Linked DNA regions of Homo sapiens: all the other regions are linked to region 2. The links are chromatin contacts, found by Hi-C or POLR2A ChIA-PET in ENCODE. All regions are on one chromosome and are shown on one strand. The core of a region is the stretch at or near the end of the contact, and the rest is flanking DNA. Distances in the headings are between cores, read along the strand shown. Region 1 holds the start of MRPS23 (mitochondrial ribosomal protein S23). Region 2 holds the start of SEPTIN4-AS1 (SEPTIN4 antisense RNA 1). Region 3 holds the start of YPEL2 (yippee like 2). Region 4 holds the start of SRSF1 (serine and arginine rich splicing factor 1). Region 5 overlaps CUEDC1 (CUE domain containing 1).

The links. A loop is a pair of places that touch in the nucleus more often than their neighbours do. ChIA-PET counts read pairs that join two places held with the same protein, here RNA polymerase II (POLR2A). Pooled maps may share reads with other maps.
Region 1: a map of CD4-positive, alpha-beta T cell shows a loop between it and region 2 (8-fold over the local background). The contact joins the promoter of MRPS23 here to the promoter of SEPTIN4-AS1 in region 2. A Hi-C loop is called at or near these places in 4 of 168 maps with a recorded cell type or tissue (B cell, CD4-positive, alpha-beta T cell, CD4-positive, alpha-beta memory T cell and 1 more) and 19 of 50 pooled maps. POLR2A ChIA-PET finds 5 or more read pairs at or near these places in 2 of 52 experiments (CD4-positive, alpha-beta memory T cell and H1).
Region 3: a map of prostate gland shows a loop between it and region 2 (7-fold over the local background). The contact joins the promoter of YPEL2 here to the promoter of SEPTIN4-AS1 in region 2. A Hi-C loop is called at or near these places in 2 of 168 maps with a recorded cell type or tissue (naive thymus-derived CD4-positive, alpha-beta T cell and prostate gland) and 11 of 50 pooled maps. POLR2A ChIA-PET finds 5 or more read pairs at or near these places in 1 of 52 experiments (GM12878).
Region 4: a loop to region 2 is called in a map of ascending aorta, with 12 times the contacts of the local background. The contact joins the promoter of SRSF1 here to the promoter of SEPTIN4-AS1 in region 2. A Hi-C loop is called at or near these places in 8 of 168 maps with a recorded cell type or tissue (CD14-positive monocyte, CD4-positive, alpha-beta T cell, CD4-positive, alpha-beta memory T cell and 4 more), 8 of 37 single-sample maps with no recorded cell type and 22 of 50 pooled maps. POLR2A ChIA-PET finds 5 or more read pairs at or near these places in 3 of 52 experiments (CD4-positive, alpha-beta T cell, GM10248 and activated naive CD4-positive, alpha-beta T cell).
Region 5: a pooled map shows a loop between it and region 2 (3-fold over the local background). The contact joins the enhancer-like site here to the promoter of SEPTIN4-AS1 in region 2. A Hi-C loop is called at or near these places in 4 of 50 pooled maps. POLR2A ChIA-PET finds 5 or more read pairs at or near these places in 3 of 52 experiments (HEK293, WTC11 and activated CD4-positive, alpha-beta T cell).

The regions. Positions count from the first base shown.
Region 1 is chr17:57,848,790-57,851,493 of GRCh38, forward strand. MRPS23 (mitochondrial ribosomal protein S23) reads right to left here and starts at 1,255. Exons shown (of 5, transcript NM_016070.4): 1 at 1,178-1,255; 2 at 451-621. The coding sequence starts at 1,221. RefSeq lists enhancers at 1,236-1,565, 1,241-1,750.
Region 2 is chr17:58,518,382-58,521,202 of GRCh38, forward strand. It overlaps SEPTIN4-AS1 (SEPTIN4 antisense RNA 1), which reads left to right and starts at 1,456. Exons shown (of 5, transcript NR_110810.1): 1 at 1,456-1,596. SEPTIN4 (septin 4) reads right to left here. Exons shown (of 14, transcript NM_001368771.2): 12 at 2,617-2,779; 13 at 2,362-2,461; 14 at 1,875-2,104. The coding sequence ends at 2,045. It also overlaps a transcript of MTMR4 not described here. RefSeq lists enhancers at 15-760, 108-207.
Region 3 is chr17:59,330,298-59,332,997 of GRCh38, forward strand. It overlaps YPEL2 (yippee like 2), which reads left to right and starts at 1,358. Exons shown (of 5, transcript NM_001005404.4): 1 at 1,358-1,527. RefSeq lists a silencer at 1,124-1,643 and an enhancer at 1,854-2,415.
Region 4 is chr17:58,005,815-58,008,632 of GRCh38, forward strand. SRSF1 (serine and arginine rich splicing factor 1) reads right to left here and starts at 1,432. Exons shown (of 4, transcript NM_006924.5): 1 at 1,130-1,432; 2 at 529-713; 3 at 1-159. The coding sequence starts at 1,323. RefSeq lists enhancers at 1-242, 574-623, 894-943, 1,067-1,785, 1,734-1,783.
Region 5 is chr17:57,938,403-57,941,151 of GRCh38, forward strand. The region is part of intron 1 of CUEDC1 (CUE domain containing 1); the gene reads right to left. Among named protein-coding and RNA genes, the nearest start is that of CUEDC1, 16 kb to the right of the region's middle. Within about 2 kb of position 1,494, at least 18 of the 41 ENCODE cell types and tissues checked have a DNase peak (open chromatin) inside an H3K27ac peak, as active enhancers do.

The sequences.
Region 1 (2,704 bases), core at 5-2,504, 670 kb before region 2:
CCATAAGCTTGGAGTCAGAGATGTGATTCCCAGATCTGCCACCCTCCTATATATTTAGTAATTACAAGAAGTTAGCTAATTTCCTTGAGCTTCGCAGTCTCCTTGAATAAAATGGAAACAAGAATGCCTTCCTTACAAGTTAGAGTAAGGCCTTTAGAGAATGAGATAATGCTTGCAAAGAGCTTAGTACAGTGCCTGGCCCAAAGCAGATGCCCAGAAACATGCGGCTATAATTGCAATGATCTTTCGGTTGCTGGGCTCCAGATTCCACTTTTCAGAACTTCAGTTTCACTATGAGGAAGGGGTGCTGCCTCCCTAATTTGGCTAGATAAGCCTTCTCCACAGGGCAAACCCCTGACTCAATTTCATGTTTGAATTCCCAGACTGCTACCGAAACCTTCCCTTCTGAAGTTCTGTTGCCTCCTGTCCACTACAGGGCTGAGCACTCACGCTCTAATCCGATCCTCGTGGTACCAGATGTCTTGGATGGGAGCTTTGGCTTTGCCATATCGCACTCGAGGCCTTTGGAAGACGGGCTCCCTCAGCGGGGGAAAGGCGTCATATACGTCAAACCACAGGGGCTTCTCCTTCAGCACCCCGGCCCGAACCAGGTCCCGAGTCCTTAGGGAGGGAACAGAACGAAACTGGGTCACTTGCAGTAGCCTGCCAAAGCCCCTGAATCAGTCTAGCACAGTTTGGGACATTAAAGGTATTATGCGGTCTGCAACACAGAACGGGGAAGGACTGCTCCCCACCTACAGAGAAGATCTGTCCACATCCCAAACCAAACTTAACAACGCTCAGGAGAGTTAAATCCCTCTATCTTCTTTTGTGCGTCCCACCCACGTTCGGTCACGGAAAAATGCAAAGAGCGGTCTTGCATGACCTGATAAGGAAGGCCCATCAGGCTCTTCCTCCCTTCCTCTTCCTAGAGACCTCCACTCGGGGAGAGGCAGCTGCAATAATCTTTAACATGACACATAAATTCAAGGAGAGGCATCCTCAGGCACAACTATTCGGAGCCAGGAGAAAACATGAGAGGGCCTCACCCAGCTCAGCCCCCGCACCCTGCAATACGCCTCGCCCTGCTCAGGTCCGCTCCAAGGAAGAGCGTGACCGGCTGAGAACCCCAGCCTGGGGGAGGCACCCTCAGCCCACCACGGCTGGGAGCACACACCGAGAGAAGATGCTCCCTACGGTTTCCAGCCGGCTGCCTGCCATGATCTGCGCCTGGTACCGAGCGTGACTAGCTGCTACCGGAACCGGAAGCGGCTGCTCCAGGTAAAGGGCGCATAAGTTGCTGGCCGAGCCAAGGATCGCTGGGCTTTCACCGCAGCCCCTGCGGGAGAGCGGCGCAGGCAGAAGCAAGTGATAGGCCGAACGGGCGCGCTCCGAGGTTACTTGCCAGGTTCAGGCAGGAGCACTCGATAGCCGAGCCAAAAGGGCAGGAGCGAGCCAAAGCCGGACAGAAGTAATAAATGACCGAGCTGTGGGAGGGATTCATCATGATGGTTGCTTTACTCTCTCTCGCCTTGTTGAGCCAACTCCTCTGAAAAGGTGGGGCCGCGCGGAGGAGAAGTAGTGGGGCAGAGCAGGGGTGAAGCGCAGCCTACAGTCCTAGGGGAGCCAACAAAGGCCGAGATTTGAGGTCACCAGCTCTAGGCCCAGGCTGAGCCTAATGTTGTTTAGAGTCACAGACTACGCAGAAGAAAACCAAGGCCGGGGAGGGGCCGTCACTTGCCCAGCGTCGTGCTAGATCTCGGGCCTCCGCCTCTGGCTGTGTAGTGCTCCCCACTAAGCCCCTCGTCCCCGGAGTGCCACCTGCATCCACGCTAACTAGGATGCTGGCTGCAACTCGTGTTTCCCGCGGCCGGTGTCGCGGGCTACCTCCTCCTTGGAACTCGAAAAGTGAAAGTGTCCGGAACAAACAGACGCCGAGAGGGAAACGAAAAAATCTGGAGAAAGTCATCTCTCAGTGTTAAACTGTAAAAAAATATAAACTGTGTGTAGCATACCCTTTGACCCAGTAATCATATTTCGGGGAAAGAACCCCTTAGAAATTAAAGCATCAATTCATGAGGATGTTTGTGCAAGGATCATCGTTGCAGCATTGTTTGTAGTGGGAAAAAAAATCCATCAGATGAGAAATAGCTGGAAAATTATTGTTCATACTTTCTTTGGAACCCTATGCAGCTATTAAAATGAATGAGCTAGATCCACATGTATTTACCAAGGTTAAGGTACATGACTTATGTTTAAATGAAAAACGAAGTTGCAAAGAAACATGTTTAGTGGAATCTCAACGTGTTAGAAAAAAAAAAGGAAAAAGAAACACCTCTATATATGTTTGTGTTTGAGGATAGAAATTCTGCAGAAGGACACCCAAGGCTGTGAACATTGGATATCTCGGAGTGAAACTGCAGGCAGGCAAGGGAGAATTTTTTCTTCCTTTACACATGCTTCAGAGTTTGACTTGTAAAGAGATTGTATTCATATTTGAACTTTTAATCCAATGAATGTTTTGAATCACACACAATGTCTCCTGGGAGCCTAGTCAAGTCATCCTAGAGTCCTCCCACTCTGAGGCTGGTGAAGGGGAGGACGGGACTGTTTGATGAGTAGTTACTGCTTGTGTGTGTTATCTTACTGAATCCACATACCTTCCCATAAGGTAGCTATTAACATCCTCATTATAGATGAGAAA
Region 2 (2,821 bases), core at 206-2,705:
CCGGTCCCAACGCCAGAATAGGAGAAAAACCTGCAGGCTAAGAGAGAAGGGAGGGCTGGGCCTGAGGTTCAGTCTTGGTCATCTCCGACTGGCGGCGCTAGGATTTCCCCCTTCCTGTGTCTTGATGGGTTCCTCCAACACTCACTTTGTATCGATAAACGACCCTGCAGTTCTTCACGACCTGCATTGCGCTGGCAGTCCTGAGTGAAGAACTCTCCTCTCATCCCAGAGATGGGAAACCTGGATCTGAGACTGCCAGCTAGCTGCGGCCTCCTAGTCTGTAAAGCGAAGGGAGACCAGGACGCTCCCAAGGACCCGGCTTATCGCCCCTCCCTTTCCTTCCCGGGGACCCAGAACAGACCACAAGACGGAGGGTGGCCGCTGGAGGTCGCCGTGGCCCCGCGATACCACCAACCGACAGAAATGGAGAACAGTTGATTCAGATTCAGCTGATATTCTCAGGTCTGGAGCGGGCCTGAGCGCTTTAATTAGCCCGGGGCTAATGTCCTCACCCATCTTTGTTTATAGAACGTTGAAACTCCAGTACTGTTGGTAAGTTCCAGGAAGACAGGAACTTTGCACTACTTGAACTCCAGGGTCTAGAACAGCCTGCAATCTAGCAGATGCTGTAAATTTTTTAATTAAATACTGAACTCCTGTAGGACGGTGATTGTGTTTTTATTCATTCCCAGCACTTACTATAGTGTTTGGTGATTACAATGGCTGCAGCATTTGTTCAAAGCTCTATCACAGGCTTTCTACAGTGTAGAGCTTAACCTGCCTATCCCTTTTCCCAGATCAGGGGAAACAGAAAGTCAGGAGGTTGCACGCAGTTAATACCTTGTGTTTTCCCAAGGGCAGGTATCAAATACAAAACTGCGTCCGCCGCAGCTGGAATACGCACAGGCATCAAAATGGGGCCTTTTGGGCCGGGCGCGGTGGCTCATGCCTGTAATCCCAGCACCTTGGGGGGCCGAGGCGGGCGGATCTCAAGGTCAGGAGATCGAGGTCATCCTGGCTAACACGGTGAAACCCCGTCTCTACTAAAAATACAAAAAATTAGTCGGGCGTGGTGGCGGGCGCCTGTAGTCCCAGCTACGGAGTCTTGTAGTCCCAGCTACGGAGCTTGCAGTGAGCCGAGATAGCGCCGTTGCACTCCAGCCTGGGCGACAGAGCGAGACTCCGCCTCAAAAAAAAAAAGGGCAGGGGGGACTTTTGGACAGTCCTTTAATATTGGGGAAGTGCCCCAAATTTCTTTTTCTTTTTATTTTTCTTTTTTTTTTTTGAGACGGAGTCTCGCCCTGTCACCCAGGCTGGAGTGCAGTGGCGCCATCTCAGCTCACTTCAAGCTCCGCCTCCCGGGTTCAGCCATTCTCCTGCCTCAGCCTCCCGAGTAGCTGGGACTACAGGCGCCCGCCACCACGCCCGGCTATTTTGTATTTTTAGTAGAGACAGGGTTTCACTTTCTCCTTAGCCAGGAGAAGTGCCCCAAATTTCTAATCCCTTAAGCCAGGACCTTGGTAGCCCTGAGGTGTGATGGGAGACTCTGGACAGAACCACCTGTTGACCTATCCAGGACCCAAATATGCACCACAGGTAGGAATCTTTTTATTACCAAAGGTACTGTATGTGTGAAAGATGGAGAGAGACCCAGACCCCAGATAACAGAGGCATGATAGATATGATCGTCAAGATGGAGAAGCCAGGCTGGATTCTAAGCAGGGACTTAGAAGGGGAAAGGAAGTGGAAAGTTTTCCCCACTCTCCCTTCCCTACTAAAAGCCAGAAACCAACATCTTCTACCATTAGCCTTTCAAAACTGGGTCCCAGGATCTTGATCTCCAGGTCATAAAAATACACACAGGGACACCAGAAGCCACCTACAGATTTATTAAACTTTATTTCCTCTGAGTCTCTGGGCAGTCAGCAGGGATGTAAGGCGAAGTGGCAGTAGCTGAAGGGGCCTGAGCAGAGCTGGTGCTGGGAGGGGCCGGCATGGACAGGAAGAAGAGGAGGAGATTTAAATATCCAGGGCTGAAAGCCAGTTAATAGTTCTCCTTCATCTGTTTTTGTATTTTGTGTAGCATCTCCTGCATCCGCCGCAGCTGGAATAGGCACAGGCATCAAAATGGGGACTTTTGGAGAGTCCTTTAGTATTGGGAAAGTGCCCCAAATTTCTAATCCCTTAAGCCAGAACCTTGGTAGCCGTGAGGTGTGATGGAGACTCTGGACAGAACCACCTATTGACCTATCCAGGACCCAAATATGCACCAGAGCCAGGGATCTTTCTATTACCAAACAAAGAGATACCAACGTTGGTGATCAAACAGGAGACCTCCCCTATACCCCATACTGCTCTCACCTCCTCATCTTTCTCTCGGATAAGCTTCTCAGTTTCTGGATCTGTCCCTGGTGGGACAGCAGGGATGGGGAAGTCGGTACCACTTTCCCGAGTCAGTTTGCTAAAGGGAGAAAAGGGTTGATAAGGCGAGGAGGACCCCAGCACCCGCTTAGATTGAGCCCAGGGCCTATAGAAGAACAAAAGTAGGGCTTGGTCTCACCCAAGGCTAGGCTTGGGATCTCCCCCTGCCAGCTTTGTCCTGGCTTCTGGTCATACTTGCGATTCCGTTCCTTCACCACCAGGCGGGTCATGCTCTGGATGCACTGTGCCCGGTAGTTCTCATAATGTGTCTCCCGTGTCACATCCTTCAGGTCCTGCATGTGGGTACGTACCAGCATTGTCCTCAGCTTCACAAAGTCGCAGTGCCCTGGGTTTTCCACTGCATAGCAAGGCTAGGGGTCAGCCAGAGGCATAGGTAGGG
Region 3 (2,700 bases), core at 108-2,607, 810 kb after region 2:
GCCCCACAATACTGAGGTATTTGGGGTGTTTTGTTGTTTTTACTAACCTTGGTGACTGGATTCACATGCAATAGATATTAACTGAATACAATTTGGTTGACCAAGCATATTTTAAAAACAGCTGGGTGGAGATGCAGGTGAGCCAGCATTCTGGGTGTACGTGCAAACCAGTGTGTGGAAGGCGGAGAGTCAGCTGCACCTCCTGCAGCACCTCACATCCTGATGGCTGCACAGTAAAACACTAGTTTCCTTGGAGGAAGAGTTCCCAGAGGAACTGCGGAACCCCAGTGTCTTGAGCGAAAGGCAGGACCTGCTTTGTTCACCTTGTCCGTGCCAACATTCTTTATCAAACTGTCCTGTTTTCCTGCTGGGAAACTGCCCCACTCCACCCACCTGGTGCCTCCCTGGTTTCCTGACTGCCACGAGGTTATTTTTTAACCTGCTCTTCCTTGAAAAGCACCACCCCGGTGACCCAGAACGTGGACTCCTCCCCTCTGGTCACTCGGACCATCCCACTCTAATTACCGTCATCTGCCTCTGAAAGTCATGGAAAATTAGCAGCAATGGGGCGGTCTTCAATTCCACTAAGCCCCTTTCGTACTTTTAATTCGCCGAAATTACTAGCAGGGCAGAGAGAAGAGGGGAAATGCCTGGCTTCTGAGCAAGGCATGGGTGGGCTGGGTGCAACTAGCACTATCATTTTCTTTTAATTTTATTATTATTATACTTTAAGTTTTAGGGTACATGTGCACAATGTGCAGGTTTGTTACATATGTATACATGTGCCATGTTGGTGTGCTGCACCCATTAACTCGTCATTTAGCATTAGGTGTATCTCCTAATGCTATCCCTCCCCCCTCCCCCCTATCATTTTAAATTCAATTACCCGGGGCCTGAGGGCCACTTCTGGTAACTTAGGCTATGGCTTAGGGCGAGGTTTAAAACGTAAGAAAGGAATGACTATCTTGAGCCTCCAGGGAGATGCACTGCAAATCCCCCCGCCCCAAAATACAACCCAGGTTCTGGGAATCCCAGCCCTGCCCTGGGGACAAACCCCAAACTCAAATAAACGGCCTCCTCCTAGGCGCTGAGAGCCCACCCAGCTTTGGCACTCTGGGTCCCTGCCCTCCGGCAAGTTGCCGGGACGGGCGGGACCCTAACCAGCCGCTCTCCCCTAGCCCAGGCTGGGCCGGGCCGAGGGGTGGGGGAGTGGGCGGTCGGGGAAGCGGGGGGCGGAGTTCCGTCCTCTGATGATTGGCTCTGCGCGGATGGGCTGCGGCTGCGCCCGGCCAACCCGCGGCGTGTTGCTATGTGCTGAGCCGAGGGGATAGGTGCGGGGGCGCGTCCATCACGGGGTAGCCCCCGGCCCGGACCCGGAGGGATGCGGAGTGGCGGCCGCGGCGGTGGCGGAGACTGTGGCTTTAAGAGCGTGCCGGGAGCCCGAGCCCCAGCCGGGCCGCGCTTCGCCGCTGCGCACCCCAGCGGAGCCAAGCCCCACGCTGGCCGGACAGGGCCGCCTGTCGCCGGGTAAGTGCACCGGAGTGCGGCGCGGGCCGGGCGCGCGTGGGCGTGGGGCGCGCTGTCAGCTCGGGCTCTGGGTCCCCGGCCCCGGCCTCCGGACTCCCCCGGCCGGGCCTGCGCGGGGTTGGGGGTGCGGCGCCCTCGGTTCCGCGTGGGGTCCCCGTGGGCGCCGGGGACGGGGAGCGGCCGCCGGGCCACGTGACCGGTTTGTTTACAAACACTGCCGGGCCCGCGGCCGCTCGCGGAGGGAGCCCAAGGGCGCGGGACCCCCGGCCGGGGCGGGAGACGCGCGCCAGGGGCTGGGCGAGTCTGCGGGGCCAGGTTTGGGGCGGGGGTGCGGAGCTGGAATCGCCGCTTCCTCCTCCGCGTCGTCCCCATGGGTTCGGACTCCATGGGGTCCGGGTGGGGCTGGGGACGCCCTCCGTCCTCTCGTGACGCCGCGTTTCCCTCGGAGAGTCCTGGGGACACTTAGGTCCAGGGGCGCCGCCCTGGGGGCCTTCCACTGTGGGACTGGGCGCCCTCGAAATTTCTCGGAGCGCGTCGTCTGCCCCGACCCGGGTCGAGGTAACCGCAGCCGAGTTCCTCCCTGGCCGCGTCTCGGCGCCTCCCCGGTGTCCTTGCCAAGGGGGTGGGCGCGAGGTCCTGCCCGACGGAACGCGGGAGCCTCTGCCGCGAGCGCCTCCCCGGAGCTGGCGCTTAGGGGCGGCCCCGACCTTTCGCCACTTCCAGTTCACCCTGCTTGGCCGCCGACCTCCTCTGGTGTCTTTCCCGGAGTGGTGGGCTTTTCTCCGGTCTTGGGGGCGTGCGGGGGTGGGGGACACCTGTTCTTCTGGACTTCTTGTCCGGAAGATTGCTACCTCTGCCTTCAGTCTTAGCTGCGAGAGTTTAAAAAGCCAGGTGAGCGAGTGTCTTGTTTTCCTCCGCTTGGAGCGGAGCTGCACCCTCGCCCGCCCCCCAGTCCCGCCGCTGTGAAAGGCCCCAGAGAACTGCTCCGAAGCTTTGCTGGGGTTTTTGCTTTCTGGCCTCCTTGCTGATTTGCTGTCCTTGCAACTTGGGAGGCTCTTGAGTGAGTCCTTGCCTTTGGTGAATCTGAAGGCTAACGAGACAGCTGTCTTTTCCTCCCTGCCCTTCCTTCCTTGTTCTTCCTTGTTCCAAAGCATTGGGCAAGAAGGGTAGCGG
Region 4 (2,818 bases), core at 182-2,681, 510 kb before region 2:
ACTTAGTGTTATCCAGTTTTCGAACTGCATAGGTCATATCTTCTTTCCGTACAAACTCCACGACACCAGTGCCATCTCGGTAAACATCAGCATAACATACATCACCTGCTTCACGCATGTGATCCTTTAAATCCTGCCAACTTCCACTTGGAGGCAGTCCTGAAAAAGTGATTTTTTTTTTCTTAGTACCAATTATCTTAAATTTCACGTTAAGCTGGTAAGGTACATTAGGACAAAGAGTACTTTAAAGTACTTAATAGGTGTACTTAAGTGATACCAGGTAAAGAGAGCTGGTAAGATTCTGGAATCCAGAGTCCAAAATTATTTGTAACGATCTTCGTATCTAGTACCGCAACCTAATTTGGTAAATCACCACAGCAGCAATCCTCGTTTATTAAATTCACCCAAAAACTAAAGCAATTTAAGACCTAGCATGAAAAATTTGCAATTATTAAACCTGTCACGCAAGAGAAAAATTTTAGGTAGTTTTCGTCCCTTCACATCAATCCACACAACCAGTACACTCACCAGAGACAACCACTCTGTTTTCAGACCGCCTGGATGGGGGGCCATAGCGACCTCGGGGAGCTCCGCCACCTCCACCCCCGCCGCCGCCTCGGCCTGTTCCACGGCCGCTTCGAGGAAACTCCACCCGCAGACGGTACCCATCGTAATCATAGCCGTCGCGACCATACACCGCGTCTTCCGCGTCTCTGCGGGATCGCAGAAAGTAAAAGGGATGAGAAACACCAGGAGGAGAAGCTCGCTCAGTTGGGAACCAGCAAACCCCCCGCACATGCGCACCCAACGTGGAAGAGCCCACATGCGCCGCATAATAGGAATGGCCCCTCCCCCACCCAGAAACACGCCAGGCTCCCAACCACTACACCAGCCCTCAGCGCCTCAGTTTCCCGCTCCAGCCTGCGAATGGGCTCCGGGGACGTCCAAGGCGAGGCGCCAGAGAAGCCACATCAACTCAGCTCCTTACTCGACTCCTGCATGGGCGATACAGTCTCGCCCCAACCTCTCTAAGAGCCCCCGCTTCCCCGTTCTCTATGTTAAGGCCTTGGAGCCTTCCCCAACTACTCGGACCTATTTCCTCAAGGCTGCAAGCCCCATGCCGCCTCACCGCGGGTCCTCGAACTCAACGAAGGCGAAGGGCGGTCCCCCGCGGCGATTCTTGAGGTCGATGTCGCGGATAGCGCCGTATTTGTAGAACACGTCCTCAATGTCCTTGGTTCGGATGTCTGGAGGTAAGTTACCCACGTAGATGCGGCAATCGTTGTTCCCTGCGGGGCCACGAATCACACCACCTCCCGACATGGCGGTGACGAAAAGCGCGGACTCGAGAACAGGCCTTCCCACCAAGCCTAGCGCACGGCAGAGCGAGCCCGCAGCGGCACCACGTCTCCCGCGGCCCCTCCAAAATGGCGCCTTTATCAGCTCGGCGCACGGATATGGGGGGGAGACAGAGGAAGAGAAGCGGAAGGAAACAGCGATTCGATCCCAACACGCACGCGCGGGAGCGCAACGGGTGCTGCGAGGGCTACGTTCAGCGCACGCGCACGCACGCGCGACGTCACCCTCCCCACGAAGGGGGTAAAAAAGTCCCCCGCGTTCCCAGCTTGGGGTGGTTTGCGAACAGAGTGACCAGCCGTTTGGTAAAAGTTAAATAACGAACTTTCGTTAAAGGAGCTAGTCATCCAGGTCGGGTCTTGAAGGATGGTCGATTTCTCCAGGAATGAGGATCTTTGAAAGCAACTCGGCGCCTTCAAAGCACTTGGTGAAACCTAGCCTAAAGCGTTGTCCCACCATGCTCTGCGGCGATAACGGCCTTTGGCGGGAAAGAGTCTCGGAGGCGGGGCCAAAGGGGGACGGCCCGGGCGGTTGCTCCGGAAACCCGGGTATCTTCGTAGGGTGCGTCTAATCCAGAGCTGAGTTGCGGGTGATTGAACGGAGAGCTGGGGCGTTGGTTTGTCTTCCCGCCCCTGCTGCGAATAGACCGTGGCTGCTTAGACAGATGTGTCTAATTTAGCGAAACCGATTTAGATTCCTTAATCCTCTTCATTAAGTACCGTTCCGCCTTCTCGTCAGAACTTTGCATAGCTCGGGTCAGCACTCCTAGTGCTAGTCGCAGTGGGTCCGTATCCCGACCGGCAACGTGGTACCCGCCAACCAGAAGGGGTAACACCGTACCGCCTATGGGACCCACACCTTTTTATCTCTTGTTAGTCGCCTGTCCGTGGGACTAGCGCAGAATGCCTGCAGAATGAATCGTTTCTGTTGTTTCCTTTCAAAGAACGAGAAGGAAGAAAGGGTGCGTGTGTGCAGTCCTTTTTTCAAAAGTTTTCCCTAAAAGTTACTGATACACCAGGTTTTGAAAATACCGGTCCTCTCAGGTAATAAAATGGAGCAAAATGGATGTGAGAACCGTAACCACTAGATACCGCGGTTGCTATTCAGGACTGTGATCCTGTTTGCCTGCGGCATTGGGAGATAACATTTTACATTTTTTTTCGACGTCTGAAATCTGGATTTTTATGTGAAATCCTGGGATTTTTAAACGTCGCTAATGAATTAAAATTCAAATCAGGCTGGGCGCGGTGGCTCACGCCAGCACTTTGGGAGGCCGAGGCGGTTGGATCACTTGAGGTCAGGAATTCGAGACCAGCCTGGCCAACATGGTGAAATCCCGTCTCTACTGAAAAAACAAAAAATTAGCCGGGCTTGGTGGCAGGCGCCTGTAATCCACTCTACGCGGGAGGCTGAGGCAGGAGAATCGCTAGAACCCTGGAGGCGGAGGTTGCAGTGAGCTGAG
Region 5 (2,749 bases), core at 244-2,743, 580 kb before region 2:
AACAGCTCGCCTGCCTCCACCAAGACTTTTAAATTCTCCCTCACAGCGTTATAATCCTTCCCATGCCCCTTTAGGGCAGTACAATCTCCATGATTCCTAATGAGAGAGCTGGCAGCACCATACCAGAGCACACATATGCAATACCTGATAGTTCTCAGTGTTCTTACAGACATTACCCAGCCAGCTCAGCAACCCTGAACCAGCTAAACATGGACAACAGCTTTTTATTTTATTTTTAAATTTTATTTATTTATTATTTATTTATTTATTTATTTTTAAGACAGAGTTTTGCTCTTGTTGCACAGGCTGGAGTGCAGTGGCGCTATCTCAGCTCAGCGCAACCTCTGCCTCCCGGGTTCGAGCGATTCTCCTGCCTCAGCCTCCTGAGTAGCTGGGATTACAGGCATGTGCCACCACGCCCGGCTAATTTTATATTTTTGGTAGAGATGGGGTTTTTCCATGTTGGTCAGGCTGGTCTCGAACTTCTGACCTCAGGTGATCTGCCTGCCTCAGCCTCCAAAATGCTGGGATTACAGGCACGAGCCACCGTGCCCAGCCTTTTTTTTTTTTTTTTTTTTTTTTTGAAAAGGAGTCTCACTCTGTCACCCAAGCAGGAGTGCAATGGCATGATCCTGGCTCACTGCAACCTCCACCTTCTGGGTTCAAGCGATTCTCCTGCCTCAGCCTCCAGAGTAGCTGGGACTACAGGAGTGTGACACCATGCCTGGCTAATTTTTGTATTTTAGTAGAGACGGGCTTTCACCTTGTTGGCCAGGCTGATCTTGAACTCCTGACCTCAAGTGATCTGCCTGCCTTGGCCCCCCAAAGTGCTGGGATTGCAGGCATGAGCCACCATGCCCGGTCTAGCTTTTTATTTTTTTGAGACGAGATCTCAGTCTGGGTGAAGACTGGAGTGCAGTGGAACAATCCCGGCTCACCGCAGCCTTGAACTCCTGGGCTCAGGTGATCCTCCCACCTCAGCCTCCCAAGTAGCTGGGACTACAGGCACACATCACCACGCCCAGCTAATTTTTCAAATTATGTGTAGAGATGTGGGTGGGGGGAGAGGGTCTCACTATGTTGCCCAGGCTGGTCTCGAACTCCTGACCTCAAGTGATCCTCCCACCTTGGCCCCCCAGAGTGCTGACATTACAGGCGTGAACCATTTCGCCTGACCTGAACAGCTTCTGGACGTGTCTGGCCAGCTCATATCCCTCCTGTGAGGACCGCCTCTACTCCCATTCACAGGGGAAAGCTCCTACCCCCTGGTGCTGCGTGATCATGCCCTCCTGGCCCCAGCTGACTGGCCCAGTGGTAGACAGCTGATCCACACAAGCCCATCAGACTCTCTCCTCAGGAGTTCACATCAAGGCTCAGACACCATTCAGTAACTAAGGGTTACTGGAAAGTGGACGGGTGTATTTGGGAGCTGAGGGGCCATACCACCTGGTGCACATCCACAGCAGCAGCGGCGTCCTGCAGGTGCACCATGCAGACTCACTGAGAACAGCTGCGTCAGCCACCCCCACCACACCCCCACACACCCCCGGCACTTGGGAGACCAGGCACTTCCTCCTTTGAGTCTTCAATTCCCCTATGGCTTCAAATAGCTCGAGCTGGTTTCTGTTACTTGCCTTCAGTAGAGTCTGAACTGAGAGACAAGCTGGCATCACTATCCTCCCTGTACAGATGAGGAAAGAGGCTCTAGAGGTGACTAAATCAACATCATATAGTCAACATGTAATAAAGGAGCCGTTAAAAACCCTGCCATGTGACTCTTCTTCAGTGCCATCCCATGCCTCCTTCCCTGGATTAAAGGAAGTGGCAGGTATTCCATTTCTGTCAGTGTTTAAAAAAAAAAAAAAAAATGGTGGCACAGTAAGCGATTCAGCCAGAGGCACTCCAATGGACTGAAGCTGGAAACAAGAAATTCAAAATCCTCTCCTTTAGATCGGCAAAGACAGCTCTTCTCTCCTCTACATTTGCCAGCCTTCCTTGCAGTGAGGTCGGCCCCATGTGACCAGCTCTGGACAATGTGAATGGAAGTAACAGGTGTCAGTTTCCTCCATCTCTCTCCTCCCCTCCCGCAGTAACCTTGAAGGCCCTATATTCCAGATGATGTGGCTACAGATGGAGGTGCACTGCCTGACCTACAAGACTTTCCACGAGCAAAAAATAAACCTAGATGGTGTCAAGCCCCTGGGATGTCAGGATTTGATTATTCCTGCAGCATAATCCAGCCTCTCCTGACTAAAGCACAGGAATTTTTCAGCCTGGGCCCTTCAGCAGGATGCTGCATTCATTTGTTTAACATTCATCTGTTTAACAAATATTTCTGGAGCAACAGTGCCAGGTGCTGTCATGGGTATAATCAAGGGCACAGTAGTTTTTAAAAAAATACAATAACTACCCTTAGGAAGCACCCTATCTGGTGACTCATAAGCCCCACTTGGGACTAAAAGAAACAGTTCTACAGGTGCAAAGCAGAACTCCCACGCAGCCCCTGGCTAACCTGAGCCCCAGAGAAGCTAAGCTGCCAGGAGGCAAAGACAGCTTGTCCTAGTGACTCCAGGAGGGTGGCAGCCAAGAGTGAGTTCACACCAGGCTTTCACACCCAAGGCTCTACCAACTCTACTCCTGCCAGCCGTGTGGCTGTAGACAAGTGCTTCCCTTGCTCTGGGCGCAGACACATGGGAGAAGGCATCAAGGAGGAGTCATCAAGAGAGCAGGTGGCTGATGGAAAACAGAA